3 separate regions of the Mus musculus genome follow, and all the other regions are linked to region 1. The links are chromatin loops, found by intact Hi-C in ENCODE. Cell type or tissue: heart. All regions are shown on one strand.

What was found. Peaks named below come from ENCODE experiments on the same cell type or tissue, not always from the same donor. Only the 100,000 strongest peaks of a DNase experiment are listed, where the experiment ranks them.
Region 2: a loop joins it to region 1, with 2.1 times the contacts of the local background. A loop is called at or near these places in 2 of 42 quality-filtered maps.
Region 3: it touches region 1 in a loop (2.4-fold over the local background); 2 of 42 quality-filtered maps call a loop at or near these places.

The regions. Positions count from the first base shown.
Region 1 is chr1:167,520,838-167,528,837 of GRCm38, reverse strand. No RefSeq gene overlaps it. Among named protein-coding and RNA genes, the nearest start is that of Lrrc52, 58 kb to the right of the region's middle. In heart, no CTCF peak of the experiment used is centred here; a DNase peak (open chromatin) is centred at 4,737.
Region 2 is chr1:167,462,508-167,470,507 of GRCm38, reverse strand. It overlaps Lrrc52 (leucine rich repeat containing 52), which reads left to right and starts at 3,728. Exons shown (of 2, transcript NM_001013382.3): 1 at 3,728-4,415. The coding sequence starts at 3,794. In heart, a CTCF peak has its summit at 4,307; a DNase peak (open chromatin) is centred at 3,527; H3K27me3 peaks cover 692 bases.
Region 3 is chr1:167,619,287-167,627,286 of GRCm38, reverse strand. It overlaps Rxrg (retinoid X receptor gamma), which reads right to left. Exons shown (of 10, transcript NM_009107.3): 3 at 2,215-2,359. Among named protein-coding and RNA genes, the nearest start is that of Rxrg, 25 kb to the right of the region's middle. In heart, no CTCF peak of the experiment used is centred here; no DNase peak of the experiment used is centred here; H3K27me3 peaks cover 1,052 bases.

The DNA.
Region 1 (8,000 bases):
GATATTGGAGATCTCAAATCACTCCAAAGAGATGTGTGCTGGTGTACATTTATATACCCAGAACTCAGGGGGCTAAGCCTTGAAGATCAAAGGTTTGAGTTACAGAACTAGAACATGTCAAAAAAAAAAGAAAGAAAGAAAGAAAGAAAGAAAGAAAGAAAGAAAGAAAGGAAGGAAGGAAGGAAGGAAGGAAGGAAGAAAGAAAGAAAGAAAGAAAGAAAGAAAGAAAGAAAGAAAGAAAGAAAGAAAGAAAGAAAGAAAGAAAGGAGAGAGAGTGAGGGGGAGAGAGAAGAAGGAGAAAAGGAAGAAGAAGAAGAAGAAGAAGAAGAAGAAGAAGAAGAAGAAGAAGAAGAAGAAGAAGAAGAAGAAGAAGAAGAAGAGGAAGAAGAGAAGGAGGAGGAGGAGGGAGAGGAAGAGGAAGAGGAGGAAAATGTTTCTATTATTAAAAGGCACACTTCATGAAGTGGCTGACAATGTTCTCCACAATATCTCCAACTCAAATGAAATTATGTTTTTATAGGTCACTTATTAGAGTAGCCCTCACAGCATATTTCAGACTGTAATAGTTTACAAAATATAGATATGTTAGAGGCCAATGTGTCAAGACCAATGTTCTGCCTGCGGTATGATTGTAGCCTCTGAAAAATAAAAAATCCTATGAACTTTAGTTTTTTACTGTCTATACTTGGAAGTACAGATACAATAAACTACAACTACACCTCTCTCCCCATTCCTGCTGATTCCGATAGTTTTCCATTGTCCAGCTTAACCTGTCAATTTGGATTTGTTTTCTAATATGTAAAGATGGCCATTAGATTAGACACTCATCCCTCATTGTCTTTTCCAAAAGTTCAGTTTCTCTCCAAAGATCATTTTTAACAGATTTCTCATTAAACCCTCTAATCAAATTGTCCATTAGTTGTCCTTGAACTGTGCCACTCTGTACTGTGATGTTTCCCTGTAGTGGGTTGGTCTAATGTTGCTTGTATTCAAATGCTAATATGAGACAAGAGAGCCTACATATAGACATATGTGACCTTGCCCCCAAGTTATTTCTGACTGGTGAATAAAGATGCTGACCGCCAATACCGGGGCAAAAGAGACATAGGTGGGTTTTAGGGTTTCCAGACCTAGGGGGTCAGAGGAGCATGAGGGAGAGAGGAAGGTAAGAAGGAAGAGAAAGTCGCTATGGGTTAGGAGTCAAGAAAGCACGGCCCTGAGGGCTGGCCAATGGGAGTTAAGAACAGCCTAGATGAAACATAGGAAGTGATAACTCGGGGTTATTGATGGGAAAGTAGATTCCAACAGCATAGAGGGTACTTACCTACCCAGCTCTAGTGCTGATTAAGGCTTATACTAATAAAAGTCATGCGTCTTTTATCCGGGAATTGAGTGATCAAGGCAGGGTAGAAACTCCAGATTGGGGTCAAAAATTTCTAAACTATTTCCCAGTTCCATTTACAGCATACTGAAAACCACTTAGACCTCGTGTCATACACTGAAACTCTAATCCTATTTATATAATTTAGTGGCCTGCTGTGGTTCCTTAAATGAAAATGGTCCCTATACGGTCACACGTGTACACGCTCAGCCTTGCAATTGGTAAACTGTTTGGGAAGGACTGTTTAGGAGGTGTGGCCTTGCTGAAGTAGGTGTGCCTTTGTTGGAGGAGGTGTGTCACTAGAGGTGGGCTTTGAGGTTTCGAAAGCCTACTAGAGACTCAGCCTATCCCTCACTCTGCATGTTGCCTGTGGATAAGGTTGTAAAAGTTCTCAGCTACCACTCCAGTGCCATTCCTGTCTGCTTCCCATCATGACAATAATGGGCCCAGACCCTGAAACAGTAAGCAAGCTTTCAAATGCTTTCTTTATAAACGTTGTCTTGGTTGTGGTGTTTGTCTCCTCACAGCAACAGGACAGCAGCTAAGATACCTGCAGTTTGCTTCCAGCCTGGCTTTTCCACTCATTGAATAGGAAAAAAGCAAAGTGACTCACTTGGGTTTGTGTGTGTGTGTGTGTGTGTGTGTGTGTGTGTGTGTGTGTGTGTGTGTAAAAGGTTTGCCACCTAAATAGTCTTATTTATTAAGAAAAAGAATAATTATCAATGGAATTGAATTGAAGACCCAGAAATGAACCCACACACCTATGGTCACTTGATCTTTGACAAAGGAGCTAAAAGCATCCAGTGGAAAAAAAGAGAGCATTTTCAACAAATGGTGCTGGCTCAACTGCAGTTAGCATGGAGAAGGAGGCAAATCAACCCATTCTTATCTCCTGTACAAAGCTCAAGTCCAAGTGGATCAAGGACCTTCACATAAAACCAGATACACTGAAACTTATAGAAGAGAAAAATGGGGAAGAGCCTCAGGCATATGGGCACAGGGGAAAAGTTCCTGAACAGAACACCAATGGCTTATGCTCTAAGATCAAGAATCAACAAATGGGACCTCATGAAACTGCAAAGCTTCTGCAAGGCAAAGGATACTGTCAATAGGACAAAATGGCAACCAACAGATTGGGAAAAGATCTTTACCAATCCTACCTCTGATAGAGGGCTAATATCCAATATATACAAAGAACTCAAGAAGGTAGACTCCAGAAAATCAAATAACCCTATTAAAAAATGGGGAACAGAGCTAAACAGAGAATTCTCAACTGAGGAAACTTAAAGGGCTCAGAAACACCCAAAGAAATGTTCAACATCCTTAGTCATCAGGGAAATGCAAATCAAAACGACCCTGAGATTCCACCTCACACCAGTCAGAATGACTAAGATCAAAAACTTAGATGACAGCAGATGCTGGCGAGGGTGTGGAGGAAGAGGACCACTCCTCCATTGCTGGTGGGATTGAAAACTGGTACAACCACTCTGGAAATCAGTCTGGCGGTTCCTCAGAAAATTGGGCATAGTACTACCTGAGGACCCAGCTATAACCACTCCTGGGCATATACCCAGAAGATTCTCCAACATGTAATAAGAACATATGTTCCACTATGTTCATAGCAGCCTTATTTATAATAGCCTGAAGCTGGAAGCAACCCAGATGTCCCTCAACAGAGGAATGAATACAGAAAATGTGGTACATTTACACAATGGAGTACTACTCAGCTATTAAAACACAAATGACTTCATGAAATTCGCAGGCAAATGGATGGAACATGAGAATATCATCCTGAGTGAGGTGACTCAGTCACAAAGAAACAAACATGTTATGTATTCACTGATAAATGGATATTAGTCCAAAAGTTTGGAATACCCAAGATTCAATTCACAGACCATGTGAAGCCTAAGAAGAAAGAAGACCAATGTGTGGATGCTTCAGTGCTTTTTAGAAGGGTGAACAAAATACTCACAGGAGGAAATATGGAGTCAAAGTGTGGAGCAAAGACTGAAGGAAAGGCCACCCACAGACTGCCCCACCTGGGGAGCCATCCCATATACAGCCACCAAACCCGAATGTTATTGTGGATGCCAGGAAGTGCTTGCTGATAGAAACCTGATATGGCTGTCTCCTGAGAGGTCTGACAGAGCCTGACAAATACAGAGGAGGAAGCTAGCAGCCAACCATTGAACTGAGCTCAGGGGTCCCCAGTGCAGGAGATGGAGATGGAACTGAAGGGAACCATGGAGGGAACAATAGTGTCAACAGGCTAGACCCCCTGGAGCTCCTGGGGACTGGACCACCAACCAAAGAATACACATGGAGCAACCCATGGCACTGGCCACATATGTGGCAGAAGACAGCCTTCTTGGTCATCAGTGGGAGGAGAGGCCCTTGGGCCTGAGGGTATTAAATGCCCCAGTGTAGGGGAATGCCAGGGTGGGAGGATGGGAGTAGGGGAGTGGGGGAGCACCGTCATAGAGGCAGGGGGAGGATGGATGGGATAGAAGGTTTCCCTGGGAGGGGAGACCTGGAAAGGGGAAAACATTTGAGATGTAAATAAAGAAAATACCCAAGGGGGGTGGGGATAAATAAAGCTGCAATGAACACACTGGAAAGAAAAAAAAAGAATATTTGGGTGTGGTGGCACACATCTTTAGTCCTGTTACTCCTGAGGTAGAGGCAGGTCTCTGTGAGTTTGGGGCCAGCCTCTTCCATATAGGAAGCTCCAAACCAGCCAAGGCTAAACAGTGAGACTCTGTCCCAAACAAGAAAGAGCAAAGAACGGGAAGGAACTACTATTAACTCTTACAGTTCTTGACTGAAGGTACAGTAATGATCCTAACTCGCTCAATGGACTTGTCTCTCCTAGTAGTAAGGATGCCTTTGTGTGGAACGAATAGCGTGATATCCACCTGCAGCCACCAAGGCTACACAAGGAATAGGGACAGATTCCCACTGAGAAGGACAGTAGAAAGATAGGGCATTACCTCTTCACAGTCCCGCCAGGCTTGCTCATTCAGGCTCAGAGGGTGAGTCCAGCAAAACTATCCCCAGATTCATTTGAGTGTGCGACTTGAGGAGTATAAGGAGCCACGCTATGAAGAAAGCTGTGGTGGAGAGCACAAAATTTCAGAATAAAAGCAGGACGGGCTGAAAGAAAAATCCAGAGGCAGCAAGCCAATCGCTACTGCTGGGCTTGGAGTATACCTTGCAGTCTGTTTGTTGTGGGGAGTGAGACCGGTATAAATGGCAGAATTACAGGGATTCTCTTGCCCAGTTTACCTTACAGTTAGAGTGGCGTGTGCTTCAAACCTGCCAAGAAGCAACAAGAACAAAATGTGCCGAGCCAAGTTTTAAATTTGGATATTCTAAATGGGTGTGCTTGCTGATGCTGGCCATCTCAGGGCCAAGGAACTCAGTCGTAGTGGCTGATGGCCACGGGCTGACAATGCCTTATTTATACACGTGCTTTACCTATTCACATCAGTTAAGACTGGCTTGAGTTTGTCCCTATGTTGTTAACTGATTCCTCCTCTAACACCTTGCAGTAGAGAAGAAAGAAGGCCTGAGAAGAAGGCAAAGCACTTAGTGCACAACTAGGAAGCTTTATCCCTACTGCCCATGTAAAAGCTGGGCACAGAGCGAGGTGCCCGTAAACCCTGCACTATGGAGGCAGACTGAGGATATGCCTGAAGCTTGCTGGCAGATCCATCTAGCCTAATTGGTGAGCTCCAGGTTCAATGAAAACTCATTGCTCAAAGACAAAAATAATAGGGAAAGCAATCCAGGAGACACAGATTGTCAACATCTGGTGTACACACACACACACACACACACACACACACACACACACACACACGAAAGAAGTTCAGTATGGAGATGGACCTATAATCCTAGCATTCAAGAGGTGGAGAAATGAAGATCCGGAGTTCAAGACTATCCTGGGATGCATAGGCTGAGTTTGAAGCCAGATTGATCTACATAAGACCTGAACTAGACAGGCAGAGGCAGGCAAGCAGACAGACAGACAGACAGACAGACAGACAGACAGACAGACAGACAGAAATCTAAGTACAGCTAATGGCATAGGATGTGGACATGACCTGAGGATTAGCATGTAAGTAAGCATGACATGACATAGAAAACATCACCTGTCATAATGGAAAATGTTTGAGAGCCTCTGCTCAAGACAAACAAGCTGAGAAGCCTCGTGCGAATGCCACAATAGATGCTAGAGCATCTTGGGAAGGCACCAAGTCCCCAGGAATCTCTGCTTTATCATGGCAAAGCAGAGACTCAAGCTACTCATTGCGTTGGATTCAACTGTGGTTTCCCAGAATAGAGAGGTATTTAAGCCAACATTCTCCTTTTTTGAATGACTGGGTGAAAATTTTACAGTAATAATTTTTATTGGCTGCCTTCCAAGATAGCTCCTAGTGATCGCCACCTCTGGGTGGCCATGGGCCATGTGATCCTTGCCTACTTTGTACTGGGCTTGGTCTGGGGAACCAATAAAACATGGCCCAAGTGAAGATGTATGGCTTCCTATAGCAGGTCATGAAAGACATTGCTATTTCTGCTCATTCCCCAGCATCAACTGCTCTGGCCTCTGCCAAGTATGGTGTAGCTTTATGGTAAGTTCCACTGAAACAGGAATTGCAGAATTTTTCTGACCGTGCAACTGGGCCATTTGGGAAGCAGATCTTCCAGCCCCAACTAAGTCTTCTACTGACTGCCGTTCCAGTGATCATCCTGACCCAGTCTCATGAGAGCCCCTGAGCTAGAATCACTTGGCTAATCCTCTTTCAAAAGCCATTTAAGAATAAATCTTGGGCTGGAGAGACAGCTCAGTCTCTAAAGTGCTTGCCTTGTAAGCCTGAGAACTTGAGTGTGGTCCTCAGAACCTATGTGAACGAAGCCAGGTTCCACGGAGCATGTGTGTGATGCAGGGAGACACAGACAAGCTAATCACTGAGGCACACTGGCCAACCCAGTCTGAGTTATGTGGCGAGCTCCAGGCCAATTAAAGACCCTGCCTCAGAAAACAAGGAAGACAATGTTCCTAAAAACGATACTCTGGCCTCTACACACATCCATGTGTATAACCACATACATACATATACATACATACATACATACATACATACATACCCAAACAACATAGGTGAACATGTACATACACCCAAAATAGATAATGAATCTTGCTACTGTTTTGAACCTTTATGTTTTGGGGTAATTTGTTGGGAAGTGATAGAAAACACACATAGAACATGCTAATTATTGTTTGTTTGTTTGTTTTTAAGATTTATTTATTTATTATATGTAAGTACACTGTAGCTGTCTTCAGACACTCCAAAAGAGGGAGTCAGATCTCATTATGGATGGTTGTGAGCCACCATGTGGTTGCTGGGATTTGAACTATGGACCTTCGGAAGAGCAGTCAGGTGCTCTTACCCACTGAGCCATCTCACCAGCCCGAACATGCCAATTATAAACTGCTTTTATTTTTCATTCAGAAATAAAAGTTTTCCAAAATTTCTAAAGTATTTAATATGAACTTGTTAATGCTTTGCCAAAAAAAAAAATCAACCTTTATCATCCTTGCACGAATCTGCTTCTTACTTAAACCAACTGATACATTATTTATTTGGGACTTAGGTCTATTCCCCATCAGTGGCCCTCTGGAAGTGACCCTACTGTGTGCTTGTGTATATTTTAGGATAATGACTAAGCTTGCGCTGTTTGGGTTATGAAGTAGTAAGGTATTTCAGACAGTTTTAAAATCCATCTGGTCTCATCAAAAGAATGTATCTCATCAAAAGATTATTTTTCTTTCTCCCATGAATTGAACAAGAAGTATTTAAAGGACCTTTGTGTTAAACACGGTTAAGTGTGTAAGCGAAGTGATCTGGTTTGTTTGGTTTTTTTGTTTGTTTGTTTGTTTTGGCCACCTATGAAAAACATCAAAAGGTTTCAGAATTATTCTTCCAATATTAGAGAAGTTAGATAGAAAACCAAAAACCCAAGTCATTCTCTCTCACCACAGGGAAGGTGTGAACAAGAGGCTTCATCAGGAGGAAAGGGGTCTTCTCAGACCCAGGATCCATCCCAGGAGACTGTACACTTCCTCTTCTTCTTCCCGGGGCTTCGCCATTCAGGTGGGTCTGTGGGTTCTGAGAAAGTCTGACCTGACAGCATCTGACCAGAGACAGAAAAAGCATTCTCCAAACATGGTTCTCTTCTGTCGTTGCCATCCTAGCTGAAGGCCCCTCTTCACTTACTGCACACGATCAACACCTAGCAATATTTACGTAAGTCTTACCTGTGACTTATGTTTCTAAAAATATAAATAAGCCTCATCAGTCACCAACTAGAAGATGAAAGAAATAATAATATTCTACTCAAAATTGTTATTTAAAGGCCAAAGAAAAGTAGGCCATTCAAAGGATGGCTTCCCAAACACTGGAGCACATTTTCCTTTAAAACTCTGGAACCCCTTATTGATGGATGAGCGTCTTCCACATCAGTGCTCTCCTGACACTTAGACTGTATGCTGGGCACCTCCTTCTGCTCCCTCTCCATTCAATTAACAATTTGAAGGCTCAGTTCCTCTATG
Region 2 (8,000 bases), 58 kb after region 1:
TTCCAGGCACTTGTGGGTGGCGTGATTGGTAGTTAAGGCTTGTGCCTGGACCTCTCTGGCTCTTGTAACTTGTCTGTTATGTAACACTGGACACTGGTACTCCTTGGAGTCTATCCCTTCACTACAGGGCTCATTGGGTGGCTAGGAGATCACATACCTGACACTGGCAGTTACTGTCCTTTTAACAACTCTAGAAAGGCAATGTCCATCCTGGTCCACAGAACAAGTTTCAAGACATCCAGGGCTATAGAAAGAAACCCCATCTCAGAAAACAGACAGACAGACAGACAGACAGACAGACAGTAGATTTTATTTAGTGCTTGAACGGGCACCATTGCTTCCTTCTGTGGCCATAAGGTTCCCTGGATGTCTTGAAACTTGTTCTGTGGACCAAGCCCTCAGTTAGAGATGTGCCTGCCTCTGTCTCCCTAGTTCTGGGGTTGAAGGTGTGCCACCATCACCATCCAGATCAATAAAATCTTACCCCCAAGTTACACTACACAGGCATCTGCACTGAAATCTACAAGGCATCTGGAAAACCAAGCCATGATCTCTCCTTGATATCAGCCGTAGGTCACAGCCTTACTTTTAGTCCTAAGAACATGGAATAATACCAGCCACGGTACATAGATCTATCTGTTCTGAGCTGGAAGTGGGATCTAATCCCTCTGCTAAACCTTGTATGCAGTTCTGAGGCTTCCTCTTGGGCACTCCTGGATAATGAATGCTGCAGAAATGCACAATATGGAGGAATCCTAAAATCAAAGGCATTCCTGGGGAACATAAGGAATTGGAGTGAGTTCCTCCAGCCTTTACTCTTAAGGATTAGGCATCTTTGAGTGAAAAGATACCAGCTTCTACCAAAGTCAGACCCAAGGTGTATATAGACAGCTGCATACACTCGGATTTGGCCTGTGGGCCCCAGTTCTCTCAGCATGCTTTGGAACTTCTTTCTCTTTTCCACACTAACCTTATCTGTTTTCATTGCTTCCGTTGGCCCTTGGCCCACAGCCACTCTCTCGGTGAGGACTCTGTTTAAGAAGAGCTGGACTGGATCAACATCTGGGGTGAATGGGATACCCTGAGTGGCTCTTATACCAAAGTCATCAAAATGTTACCTTCTTTAACTATGAACCCATGTTCAACAGCTAGGAAAAAAAAAAAACAAGTATTGGCCTGTGTACCACTGATTGCTAACTCCACGTAAGTCCTCGGTTGGCCCCATTCACACATTTAATACACTGGCATCTAGATTTCTCATTGCTTTCTTCCTAGGCAAATAAAAATACACCCAAGTCAACTTCCCTTAGCACCAGAAGCAAGGCAGCTATGCATCCATGAGTCCTGAGGCTTCAGGATTAGAAACTGTTTAGCTACCTCAAACAAAGGGGATGCCTGAGGTTGGCCATTCCAGGGAGTTAGGTGTAGCTGGTTAGTGCCACTCAGTCACCTTTAGCGTGGCTTATTTATCTAAGGCTTTTGAAGGGGAGCGTGCTTGTCATAGTATGGTCAAACAGGTAAGGCCAGGTCTGATGCTCCTGTCCTGGAGTCAAGAATGCTGGAAAGTGAAATGCAGAAACCTGGAGTCATGGTCCTCTGAGGGAAAGAAGACTCTAAGAGGGAGAATGGTGTAAAAGAAAGGTGGAAGAGCTGGTGGTGTGGCTTACGAGGTAAAGCCACTTGTTACCAAGCCTGATGGCCCGAGTTCAGTCCCTGGGGCCCACACGGTGGAAGAGAGCTCCTGAGACTTACCCTCTGACGTCCATGTACAGTCATGTCCATGCACACATTCCCCACAAACACACACGTGCCCAAATACACACACGCATACACCCACACACACACACACACACACACACACACACACACACACACACACGTGCACATACTCATGCACACATACACACACTGTAATTAAAACATTCATCAAACAAAGAGTAGAGAGACACAGTAGGAGCATTCTGAAAGCTCTGGAGGTCAGTCAGGGACCATCACTCCTGGGAACATCTCCCAGAGTGTCCTAGGATGCCCAACCTGAGCATCACACGCTGCTGCACTCCCAGAGAGTACGGCCACTGTGAAGACTAATCTATGATACAGTGAAGACTCTACTAGATGCTCTAAATTTATCTCAGATGCAATGTTCTAAGATCGAGGGAGGGACTTGTTTATGTTTTTTTTAACTGATTTTTTTTTTTAATTATAAAGAAAGGTTGGCTTCCCTATCAATTAAATCTTGCTTCAATTGGGAAAACTATCATTTAAGTCATTACATTAAGTGTTTGAGATTTCTGCCTGAAGAAGGTCACTTTCAATTTAGTAAACATCCCTAAGTCATCACGTTAATTCCCAGCCAGTCACCCGAGAAATGCTGAGTCAGGAAACATAACCAAGCATTAGCTAACTAGCCATGAATCCACTCGACTTTATTCATTTCTCTCTTGGCAGAGAAGCAAGAAAAGGAAGCAAGCCATCAGAGACATTCACGCATCATTCATTCAATAAGTATTTATTAAATGCCTAGTGCCAGGCGCTATGCTAAGCTAAATACAAGTTTCATTGAGCTATTAATATTCCCACCTACATTATATGTGAAGGTTTTTAAAGAATAAGGTACTGCTTTCCATAAATAACCCATTTTAACTCCTGAGGTGCTTCATCTTCATTTCTGACCTCATGCCTTCCCCCACAGAGAGAGTTATACACCCCAGACCCCATTCCTCTAGAGACTCCTTTCATCTGTCAAGCACTTAATGAGCAGAAACTCACAGTAGAAACACTAGACCTGTACTCGCTGTGTTTAAACTCCTTGAAAAACACAAGTCATAAGAAATGATTCATATTATCACACTCACAGGTTTTTATTCTGCGTTTGGGCTTTGTTTTAAGGGGAATAACTTACTGTTCAAAAAAGTCTTTTTAAAATAAGAATGTGTACATGCATGTGTGCACACACACACACATACACACACAATCCAAATGTAGACAAGGATGTATAAAACCTAGAAATAAAATCTTAAGAGTCTCACCTTATCAGAGGATTTATTACAAAAGAGGCAAACCCCTTTCCTATCTTCTAAAAACAACTGACATCCCTCAAAATTTAGAAACCAGGAAACGGTCTGCTCTAAAAGCTGATCACCAGAAAGGATGATAGGGCTGGAGACATCCCAGGTTCCCACTAGGAATGGACTAAGGGCTTATATCTGGCCAAATCCTCTCTGACACCTCCGTGTGGAGCTGATATGAACACTCCAAGAATGCCCTGGCACACACCTGCACACAGGGCCCTCATGTGTGTTCCCCCCACACCTGCATGCCTGACTCCTCCAGAGAGCAAGCTTACCTACATACACAAAACACCCCTGACCACCCAGAAGGAGAGGTGAGAAACCTCTCTCCCTCTGCCTCAGAGTCTCCCGAGGCTGCTGACATCACAAAAGTGTCAACTGGCAACCTCATTGTCATGCGGTTCTCCCCTGGCTCCCCTTCACTTACAAAGGCAGGGAAAGGGTGAGACCTTTCAGAGCTGCCAAGTGGGCGAGCTTCCAACAGCACTCGGACTGAGCAAGTAGCAGAGCCACCAAGCCGGCAGCAGGGCACTGGGCCTCGTGTTTCAACTTCTGTTCAGTTCTCCTGTAATGGAAAATTGCTTTGCACAAAGCTAGAGTGTTACAGTTTTTTCCAGCACCCATCCCCTGCCCTGCCCCACCCCTCGGCAGCCTTCAGATCAGAAGGACAGCTTGTACCCGCCCTCAGGAAGGTAGAAGGAGGGGAACCTTGGCTTCTTACTATGTCCCTTGCTTCAGGCCCTAGCTCCAAGTTGTTACTCTTTTCTCTTGGAATGGGGTTGGTATCAGGGTCCAAGTGTCCAAACAAGTGTGTGTGTCAAGACCAAGAAGTAGCCTGCATAGATTTGCACCTAACGGAATACCCAGCTGATATTCCTCTGAACACCCGGAGACTATACCTGAACAATAACAAAATCACTAGTTTACCAGCTTTGCAGCTGGGATTCCTCAGTGACCTCGTTTACTTGGACTGTCAGAACAACCGGATTCGAGAGGTGATGGATTATACCTTCATCGGGATCTTCAGACTCATCTACCTTGACCTCAGCTCCAACAACCTAACTTCCATCTCCCCTTTCAGCTTCTCAGTGCTCACCAACCTGGTGCGGCTGAACATTTCACACAACCCTCACCTGTTGTATCTTGACAAATACGTCTTTGCCAACACCACGTCTTTGAGGTACCTGGACCTCAGAAACACCGGATTGCACATCATCGACCATAATGGCTTCCACCACCTGGTGGTGCTCCAGACTCTGTACCTAAGTGGGAACCCCTGGATATGCAACTGCTCCTTCCTGGACTTCACCATCCACTTATTAGTGTCCCATATGGACCACCCAGGTAAGGGGTTGATTGGCAGTGGGTGCCATGCCATGGGAGGGACTGGTTTCTGAGAGGGGTAGTCAAAAGATGATCGGGATGGAGGGAAAGCTGTGTGAGATGGTTAAAAAGTACCGTCACTGTTTGGCCCGGCCCCCTCCTTGGGTTGACTGGAGAGGCAATAATGCTTAATAGCAATAGTTCTAGAATGAGAATTCAGAACTCAAACATGTCACCTACCACTCCTGTGCCTTTAGAAAAATCTCATTTCTCTGCACCTGTTTTCCATTCCATAAAACCGGTACATATTACATAATTTGCAGAATTGTAGCCAACAAAATGTGTATGTAAATGATACAAAATGTGTACTGTAATTGTAAAGTTACAAAGTAATTCAAGGGCACTGGGCTCCCCTGGGTAAACTGTGTTAATCTGATTAATGCCGTGACTGAATTTTTCCAGGGTCTAAAATAAATTCAGTCCTTCACAGGTGAGGGAGAATCCAACAGGGCTCAGGGAATGTTCCACGGGTGTGGCAGGGGTGGGGTGCACAGGAGCCTCGGGGACAGCAAAAGACAGAGGACAGAAGGAAAGCCTTTGATAGACTTGTTTCAAAATGCTGAGCTCACAGGAAAGTGCCAAGCTGGGAGAGTCCGGTGTTATAGACTTACCTGGGGAGAGTTCCAAGCTAGGTGCTGCCACTGAGGCAACCCTCTCTGCAGTGGTTCCTTTAGTACCCCAGTGTGTCACATCCCCATCCCAGGGACTCTGTTGTCTCCTTCAACCCCAGGTAAGTCAGAGCTTCAGAGAAATGAGACCCCTTACAGAAAGCCTGGGGCCACTGGTACTGTCCCTGGGACATGGCGATTCCTAGCCAAGAACGGGCCTGCAGAACGGAGAGTCATCATTCCTCCAGAGCTCCGGGGTGATCGTGTCCTAAAAGGCCTTCCAGGCAGGAAGCCCACTGGAGTGAAGCAAGCCAGGATTTCCAGACCAGATTTAAGGAGGCACTGAGAATAAGCCCTCAGAGTAAGTGCCTCCTTAACTTTTGTGCCCTGGGCATCTGCCAAAAATCTCATCCTAAGTTGTTAGAATAACAAAAAAGGAACCATAACTTTGTCAGAGATCTCAGTAGCACTAAGACTGAAGACAGGAGCGGTGGCCCTAAGTAGCTTCCTTCCCATCTTCTCTAAGATGGTTCTACAGAGTTCTCTCCCAGAGAGTCAACTGCCCTGCATTGAATGTAGTTCCTAAATGTGATTATTCCTGCCAGCTCACATCGTATCTGGTGCAAAGATATCACCTTTTCCTGCCCATCCCCACAGACATACACACATTACACATTTTTATTGCTCAGATGTGTTTTAATTAGCATTTGTTGCTTCCTATAATATGTTACATTCACTCCCCATTATGTCTCTTATCCCACTCCTTTCCTACTCATTTCTCTTCTTTCATGGTGTGTGTGTGTGTGTGTGTGTGTGTGTGTGTGTGTGTGTGTGTAGAGAGAGAGAGAGATCAATGAGTTTAATTGAGCATAGGCAAGGTGTTATTTATAGAAACATGGGCAACTTAGCATTGGCTCCATCACTGAAGAAAATGGCTTCCCCTTCCTCAGCAGCCACTGACTGCCAGAAGCTCCTCAGGAAGGGGAAAACCTTATGAGCCCCTCCCCCATCTCCACCTCAGGAAGGGGAAGACCTTATGAGCCCCTCCCCCATCTCCACCACAGAATGCAGACAGACCCAACTTGTGCTGGTCTTCTATGATCCACACACATCATTCTTGAGCAATGGCCACCAGGTTGCCAGGGCAACCTTCTCCCCTACCTGACTATGGCAATTTACCTTCTACCCTGGCTTCTAAGCCTACCATGCAGTTCACCAAGCTTTCCTGCAATTTTCCTTAATCAAATTTCTGCTTTTACAGTTGTGTCTTCTCAGAATTTTCAGGCTGACTCCTTTGGACTGCTTGACTCTTTCAATTCTACCCATAATTGAACAAGATTATAAGGCAGGTCTTTTTCACTGCATGTTTTCAAAGACAGCAGAAGGCATAACTGTCTTGTCAAGCTCAGAAACCCCTCATAGATAAAGGAGTCACAGCTTTCCTCCACTGGCCAGTGGGACCCACAACTACTGATTGGGCCCTGCTGCTTGTCCCTGTTGTCCAGAGGGTTAGAAGAGCCTCAGAGGCCACTTCCAGAAGTGCGATCCCACTGTTCCTAGTCACTGCTGGTATCTCAGAGGACAAGGATAGGTCACGGCCAGATAAATCTCTGTGATTTATCCTCACAGGTCTCCATAGGCTGGCTGGGCCAAAATCACACCACTAATACACATTTAAAAAATCAGTTTCAAATTGAGGTCTGAGCTATGCAGTTTAGGGCCAGTTGGCAAAAAAACTGAGAAAATCCAGTCATTTGGGCTCGGAGTTTTGAAGATTCCATGATCTGCTTCTAGACCTAAAGCAAAGCAATGAGGACCCATAGCAGAAGATGCTGCTGAAGGGAATGTGGTCCCAACATCCCCTTCAAGGACATGTAGCCAGCTGCACACGTTCCTAGTCCCTCCTCTTAAAGGTTCCTCAACCGACTAATAGCTACATGGAGTTAATAGAACGTTAACGTTTTTCCACAGACCTTCGGGAAACATTTTAGCCCCACACTATAGCAAGGTCTTTATGAGACTGTATTATCTTTTAAATCTGAAAATCATAAAACTATCATCTTGTATCAGGTTAGTTAAATGTAACTAAAGTAGTTTTATTTCTTATCTGTCTACTCCTTAGAACTCATAAAAGATTGTTTACTTTGATTACACAGGCACTATCAAAATTTAATTGCAATACTCTATTACCTACCCAGATTTCTCATAGTCTATCCAAACTCCAAAAGGAGAATTCTACTCTAGTGCTGGACCTCTTCGGATCTCATTCAATCTCATATTCATTCTCTCCCTTCTCCTTACCTTTCTCCTCTTCCTCTTCCTCCCTTTCACACACACACACACACAAGCATGCATGCATGCAAACACATAAAAATCACATGAACAAACAAGCACAAAGGTGGGTAGAGCCATATACATATATACATACCTGCCTATAAATTACATCTACATAACAGGTATCCACGAAAACATACACCAAACTGAACACACAATAAAAATGTATTATATGCCTCTCACCTTTAGCTAAATTTAATGCAAAATAAGCACTATTTCAATCGACTCTCCTGTAATTATTCTACAGGGTAGACATACCTTGGCTTATACATGAACATTCTTGCTGAACTCTACAAACTCTCTTACTTATATCACATTTGCTGTCAAAATGGTGAACTTGACATGTTCTAGAACGGGACTCACATTTCTCTCCCCAGATAGCCACAGTTCAGGATATAGGAAGAGATCAATGACACTAGAAGAGTAGCCTTATTGTAAAGGGGAATCCAGTTTGCACGTAGGTTCCTTTGAGGTAAGAAGGTACTACCCTTCAGCACGAGTGTGGTCCCTGTATTGCAGTATTAAGGGCAGGCAGTATGGTGGTGAATGTTGATCTCTATGTTCCTTATGAAACGAGAAGTGAGGGGCTGGAAAAGTGGCTTGG
Region 3 (8,000 bases), 98 kb before region 1:
TACGAGAGAACAACCCATAGACTGCTCCTGTATTTATTCAGAATTTTTACACCGCAAAGAAGCCCATGACCACACACCCCCTAAGGAACTGGTCATAGCCCCTAAGAACAAATAAGGAATTCCAAAGAGCTGGGTCACAGAATCCAAAGTAAGAGTAAATTGCTTTTCTGTATGTCTTTCTCTGTGTCTCCAACTCCAGACAGCATCATTAGAAAATTCCTGGCCTCAGATTTTATTGACATTTATTTTATCAAAGCAACTCTTAGATTTTGTTAAAGAAATATCCCACCTCAGGTCCATATTTTAGTGTACATGATAAATAGAAAGATGCTTAACTGCCATATATTATCCAGCAGGAAAAGAACCTTGGTTTAACTGACATTTCACAAAATTGAAGCCCAAGGTCTTGAAACCCCCACTAAAACTTATCATCTTGTACCAGAAACTCTGAACAGAATCCGGAGTTACCGACTGTTGATGAAAAAAAAAATCTATAAAATCTTTACAGCATAACATTATCCTCAATCTTGAGTTGGTAATACATTCTGATAGTGATTTTGCTTCATCTAGAATAACTAGTTGTATGTTTCACAGTCTCTAGCGTCTCTAGTTGTCCCCGGTAAGAACGGCTAATTTTGAGTCAAGAGAGCTGCCTGCCACACCTGTCTCCACACAAGCGCTATGAGTCAGTAACAGGGCTTGCTCTAAGGAACTCTTCCGCATGCTATGGTCATGTGGCCGAAGTCACAGACCCTGAAACTGTATTGAAGATCATTCAAAACACATTTAGGTCTGACTTTAGAATAGACAGTTCCATGTAGCCACAGACCCAGTTTTTATTTCTGTTTTATTTATGTCGGTGCTAAAATCCATTTGAAATCCCCGAGAACCTGCAAATGTAGTGCCCTGCACCCCAGAGCTTACCTGTCTGTCAGTGGAGGCCACCCTAAGATGAAGCGGTGGCTAGAGACAGCCAGCCTGACGAATTAACCTGCCTGTGCCCAATTAGTTGGCTATGCTAATTTTCTGAATTCCCAGCAATGATAAATATGGGCTTGCATCTTGGCCCCAGATAACCTAATACTTTTGGATCTGAAATATTTAACTTTGAGAAGCAGGACCCTAGTCTGACCGTAGTGTGACAGTCATCCCATGTCTTTACCTACCACCTTCAACTAAAATAACTCAAAGAAAATGCTTTGTCAGGCTGTGACTGACATTCTGTCATGGCGACAGTCATTTCTGCATGATTAGAATTGTAAAAGCAAGCAAATGCTGGCCACAACGCTGAGTAAGTCTGGGGCATCTGTAGCTCTCAGTGTCACAGCCTGATGGAGAAGCATCAGTGAGAGGCTGGAGAAACAGCCAGTCAGTCTTCATGGTCTGAGACAGAAAGAGCACGCTCTGTCTTCTCACTCTTTTAATTTATTGGGACACAGGGTCTCACTATGTAAAGGAGGCTCACTCGAACTCATGATCCCCCTGCCTCACCAATAAGTACCGGTTTTACAAGCAGGCACCAACACACTTGTCCTTCTCATTTTTCAAAGCAGAGACCCAAATGTGTTAAAAAATAAGCTGATGGAGTAAGAAGATGAAATAGGAAGAATGGAGAGAAAGGAAAAACAATTAGGAAAAAAGCAAATTTAGCAAAATGGAAGAGGATAAGCCAATGAAAACATGTTTTGCCCATAAAAGCATGCTTAAAAAAAATCTAGCAGGGTGTGAAAGAATAAAATGAAATATGCTCAAATATTAAAGAGTTTCTCTTTCATAGGGATACTATGGAAATTTTTTTTTTACTTTCTCTTTGTACTTTTATGAGTCTTCCAATTTTTTATTGGTTTTATAATTATTTATTTGGGACACTTTATGATTATGAGAAGTAACTTTTTTAAAAATTAAAGAACAGCTAGCATGGAATATTTCACATCACAGCTTCTCAATCCCAGACACGGACACAATTGTGTTACTCCAGAGAGCAGTCTGGAACATTTCCAGGGAGCCTAATCCTTCAAGATAAAAAAAAAGAAGAAGAAAGAAATGCATTTTAGAATCATCAAGACTGCAGGCTCTGAACCCCGTAATAGAAACCTATAAGCTAAGCCTCCAACTGGACCACTATAAAGGGTCTTTTCATTTCACTGGGTACAGTGCACACATGGAGCAGGGGAAGAAACCCTCCTCCGTGATTCTATCTCATGGGGCCCATACCTGAGGATCTGTCCCCACAGATGGCACAGATGTGTTTCACCAGAGACCCAGGGCTGGTGGATGGGTAGTTCATATTTCCAATCCCAGGCAGACCTGGTAAGGGCTTGATGTCCTCAGAGCTGCTGACACTGTTGACCACATTTAGCTGCAAGAGAAACAGACAAAAGCAAAGAATAAAAAGACACAGATAGGCAGGGTAAGCCCAATCCTTAGGCCTCCTGCAAGGCGCGTGCATGTGAGATGAGCTCCATTGCAAGAAGGAACTTCCAAGTGCAGGGTTCCCCAAACTGCTCATCTATGACATGAATGTGAGGTCATGGGACAAGAACACAAGGTGAAAGAAATCGTTTCTAGAAGCTCAAACATAAACCCAAGCATCACAACACTCTATTAAGCTGTTTGGGTTTCTTTCTTTTATTCATGTGTTTTACTTGAGCTAAGCTCTGTGCCGCACACTTAGGACGATGTCAGCTGTGTGATTTTAAATTTTTTATCAACTACTGACTGCAGCTTCAGCAGTGCACCAGGAGGAGCTATGGCCTTCGGGCAAGATGAGCAGACTCTAAGAGACAAGTCCTTTCCCTAACACACACACACACACACACACACACACACACACAAATCCATTCACCTGTCAATCACTGGACATTCTCCAGGGCACTGAGACACAAAGGCAAATGAAAATGCACATCTAGGGCTTCCTGGTGAACTGGAAGAGAAGGACAGGTGAATGGCTCATCTCTATGCGCACACTGAAGACGCTAGCCCCTGTGTTCAAATCATTGAGCAGCAGTGTCTTAGTCGGGGTTTCTATTCCTGCACAAACATCATGACCAAGAAGCAAGTTGGGGAGGCAAGAGTTTATTCAGCTTACATTTCCATATTGCTGTTGGTCACCAAAGGAAGTCTGGGCTGGAACTCAAGCAGGTCAGGAAGCAGGAGCTGATGTAGAAGCCATGGAAGGATGTTACTAACTGGCTTGCTTCCCCTGGCTTGTTCAGCTTGCTTTCTTATAGAACCCAGGACTACCAGCCCAGGGATGGCACCACTCACAAGGTGCCCTCCCCTTTTGATCATTAATTGAGAAAATGCCTTACAGCTGGATCTCATGGAGGCATTTCCTTAAGGGAGGCTCCTTTCTCTGTGATAACTCCAGCTTATATCAAGCTGACACAAAACCAGCCAGTACAAGCAGCAAATGGGCAGAACACTCAAGCTTGGTTTTGAACTTGGTGGTAACTAACAGACGATCTTTCCATGAAAATACAAAATCTGTACAGCCAGATACTAGATCCTCTGCAATGCCCAGTAAGCCCTGACCACCATGGCACTGCGCTGGTGCGAATGATTGTCTGAATATGTAGGTCAGCTTGACCTTCCTGGTCCCCATCCCTTGTCAAAAGTGAACATTTCCTCCCCACTTATCCTGGTGCCCTTGAGGAAGTGTCTGAGAGGCTGAAGCTCAGTGCTTTGTAGTTATCAGAGAAAGCAGTCATCCAGTCGGAAACAGGCGCACTCAAGCTCAGTGCCCCTGCCTGAGGGTGCACAGTGGGCTTGGCTGGGCAAAGAGAGCTGCAAAACCTAGAAGGTCTGTCTCTTGGTCCTCAAAGACATTTGGTCTTCTTGAGGAGTCAGAATATGTACGATTAGGAACCCGTATAAGGGGGTGAGGGCTTGCGAGATGGCTCAGTCAGTCAAGTGCTTCCTGCGCAAGCGGGAGAACCTGAGTAAAATCACTAGAATCCATTAAAAAAAAAAAGACCAAAATGTGGTGGCGAATGCTCAGAACCCCAGTGCTTGGGAAGTGGAGTGGATCCCTGGGACTCTCAGGATGGCAGGCCTAGCTAAAGCAGCAGATTCCAGGCCAGTGAAAGACCAGCCTCAAATGAAGGGGAGGAGGAGGAGGAGGAGGAGGAGGAGGAGGAGTGGTGAAAGTAAGGACCGACAGACAGACAGATGCAAGTGAGACCTGAAGAACAACTGAAGTCGTTCCATGGCCTCCATAGGCATAAGCACACACACACATACATACCCACAGAGAAAGAGACAGACAAACAGACACACACATACACACACACACGCATGCACACGCACAATAGTATAGGCAACTTGAAAGAAAGGGAGTTGATGTGGATCTGCACATGTGTATCCACTAGAGCCACCAGGATAATATCTGAGTGCTAATACAGGGTCCACGGAATCCCTGACTTCCGAATTATGTTGTCTAACCATGTAACCGTAAGTGCAAACAGAATCAGAGGTAGGATTTCTCCCTTATTCTGGAAATGTTGGCATAGGAAGAACAATTAGTTAAAAACATAACCTACAATAGCACCACAATAGGTTCCTTTAAAAAAAAAAACCACTAGCTTTTCGATTCACTTAGCAAATATTTATTGAGCATGGGAGACAGACAGAGGCTCTGGGCTAAAGGCTATAAATATTTTATTAATTTGTATAATGGATAAAAACATAAGAGAAGAATGGAAGAATTCTTTTCCCTCTTTTCCCTCCTTTTACATTAGGTTAAGCCAGCCTATCTGGAGCGCACACCCGGTATTTTATCCTGCTTCTCTGTAGTATACAGAGGTTCTACACCTAGGAACTTCAAGAGAAAATGGTGCCCAGGCTGGTGCCTGGTGCTTCTCGTATGGCGGGTCTGAGGACGGCTCTTACTGGGGCTTTCTGTCATTTCATCAATGATACCCATATACCTTTGCAGGCAAAGAACCACAGCATGGCATGAATCGTGACAGTGTACGTTCCAGGCAACAACTTTTCCTAAGTACCCTAAGAGGATATAAGTGAACACTTGGATCCATAAAATAGAAGCCCTTATATCAGATGAGCCCAAAGAAAAATGGCTCTCAACCCTCCTAACGCTGGGACCCTTTAGTACAGTTCCTCACGTTGTGGTGACCCCCAATCAAAACATTACTGTACTTCATAACTGTAATTTTGCTACTATCATGAGTCATATGTACGTATCTGACATACAGGATATCTGCTATGTGACCCCTGTGAAAGGGTTGTTTGATCCCTCCCAAGGGGGTCACAAGCCACAGCTAGAAAACCATTGCCAAATTGATCGTGACCTTGTCCCCAAATCCTCAGGCGACCAAGAAAGATCCTAGGAGTAAAGGCCACCATTTCAAGAAGATGCCACCAGCCCCCTTCCTCCCACCCAGGTGCTAGCTCTGCAGATGCAGGTTGCAGCGACCATAGAAGAGTGATAGGTGCATTGTGACCATCTATGGAGAACACGATCACTGCTCTCCAATACTGAAAGTCCATGTGACAACCCAAGGGGGTCTTCCTGTCTTTATTCTGTGTAAGGATGAAGGGCTATACATGTCTGAACTCTTTGGGTGTGTATGCCTATTCATATGCAGATGCCAGAGGAAGATGTCAAGTAGCCTATTCCTTTACTCCACCGTTATTCTCTTGAGACAGGGTCTCTTGCTCAGCCTGGAGCTTAGCTGGTGACAAGTACGCCCCAGCAATCTTCCTGTCTCCATTCCACACAAGGCTGGGGTTGCAGCCACACCTAGCTTCTTCCTGGGGATTTGAACTCGGGTCCTCATGCAAGTACAGCCTGTGCTCCTACTCACTGAGCCATCTCCATAGCTCCTCATATGAAGGGCTTCCTAGGTTTCTCATATGAACACAATTAGCTTCGCCATGGTTTTTCCATTTGTTCATTGAAACGCTGTGGAGGTTCTACAAGTAAGAGTAAGAAGATACAGGCACCGTCTCAAAGAGTTGCCGAGTAAAATTGGGGAGGATAGTTTAGGAAGGAAAGAGCACACGCTGTGGGATCAGGGAAGACTTCCCGAAGGTGGCAGCACTTGGGATAAAACCTGCCCCCAAATGGGTAGGAGATGGGTGGACCAGTGATGGGTAAAGGCTTTGAAAGTGAAGGTATGATGCCCCAAAACCTATGGAGCAACTGTGCCCACGGGGTAGATGTGTATAGCAGGTGATGTTGAGAGACGGGCGTGGTAGCCTTGAAGACTCCGCTGCCTGGCTAGGAGGATGGCAATTAGGGAAATTTTGAGCAGAGGAATTATAGCTTTCAAACTCAGCCAATGAAGCAGGGGGTGTAGTAGACCTAGGAAGGATGGGAAAGACGCACTTAGGTACACACTAGGTCTAATTGCCTGGTGCCAAGTGCCCGGGCTCCTGGATCCAAGGTACTGGGGCTGGCAGGAGACACTGAGCCCTCACCTGTCCTTGAAGCTTCCTACCCCACCCCCTTGACTCGGAAGCCATGAAGGAGCAGAGCAGTTTTACACATTCTCTTCCCGTTCTGAGTCAGCAGCTCCTCCCACTTCTCCATGAATTCCAACGGTGGTGGGACAAAGTGCTCAGGACGAGTGGCTTTCCTCCATCCGACCCTCTGGCTAGCTCGGGGCCTGTGTGGGCTGAGACCACCGGTGGTGCGGGGGATTCAAAGGGAGCGGGCAGTGGAAGGCAGCTGTCCTCAATGCAGGCCTATTAGCTGCCTGGCCCCAGAGTCCCTGAACCTTGGCTGTCTCATTCCATTAGAGGCAACTCTGCTGAAACAGGCATTTTAGAGCTGAAATTCAGCAGGCGATCTGACCTGCCACTGCACGCAGGCTCGCTGTGCCTGGGACAGGAGCACGCTGGCTCATCTATTCTGTGCAGATTGACCCAGTGGCTGATGCTTCCTGCATACCTCTGGAGCCATTTCAGAACACTGGCTCCATTCCTGAGCCGTCTCCAGCCTCCAATGTTTCACCCAGGCCAAGTTTGGGGTAGTGTCGGTGTTCTAGGGTATAGACTCCACCGCTAATCTTGGAATGGGTCCAACTACCACCTGGAAGCTGGTTTGGCCCTACTCTTCCTCACTATAGATTTTGGTGTTTGGTTTTTGTTTTTTTTGTTTGTTTGTTTGTTTGGTTTTGGTTTTTTTTTTGTTTTTGTAGCCCTGGCTGTCCTGGAATTCACTCTGTAGAGCAGGCTGGCCTCGAACTCAGAAATCTGTCTGCCTCTGCCTCCCAAGTGCTGTGATTAAAGGCGTGTGCCACCACTGACCGGCCTGACTACAGATCTTAACCAGGTCCTTCCTACCACTTAGCAGAGATTGTTTCCTCTTCTCTGGACTAGATCAGTGGTTTTCAAGTTGTGTGTGTGTGTGTGTGTGTGTGTGTGTGTGTGTGTGCTCACGTGCACACATGTGTGTTCCCTAGCTATGAAAAAGTTGAGGCTTCTTATATTCTGAATTTGCTTCAACCAAATCTGATTTGTTACTTAAGACAGCATCTCACTCTGCATCCCAAACTCGCTCTGAAATGATCTTCCTGCCTCTGCCTCCCAAGCACAGGCACTGCAGGTGAGCACTGCTGTGTCCAGCTAGCCAAGACTTTTTTTTAATGGACATGTATATTGGACTCCCAAATACCATTTTGTTTTGAAGATGTTATAGTTTGACTTCTATTTATTATCAGATTGGATAATCTTTAGGTCTACTCCAACAATAATGTTTTCAGTTTTATGAAGATATTTGCTATTAAAAAATGCAAACATTTGAGAGGGTAAGGACCCAGTTGTCAATAAATTACTAAGCAAAACAAAACAAAACAAAACAAAACAAAAACAACAAAACCAGAAGCAAATCAATAAGGATCCCAGTCAGGCAGTGTGGGTTGGCAGGGGAGAAAGAAGTGGGGGGCTCCAGATATTTGTGGGACCTTTTCAGAGTCTTTCCAACAGAATTATAGTAACAAGTATACAGCATTTTATACACACACATACACACACAC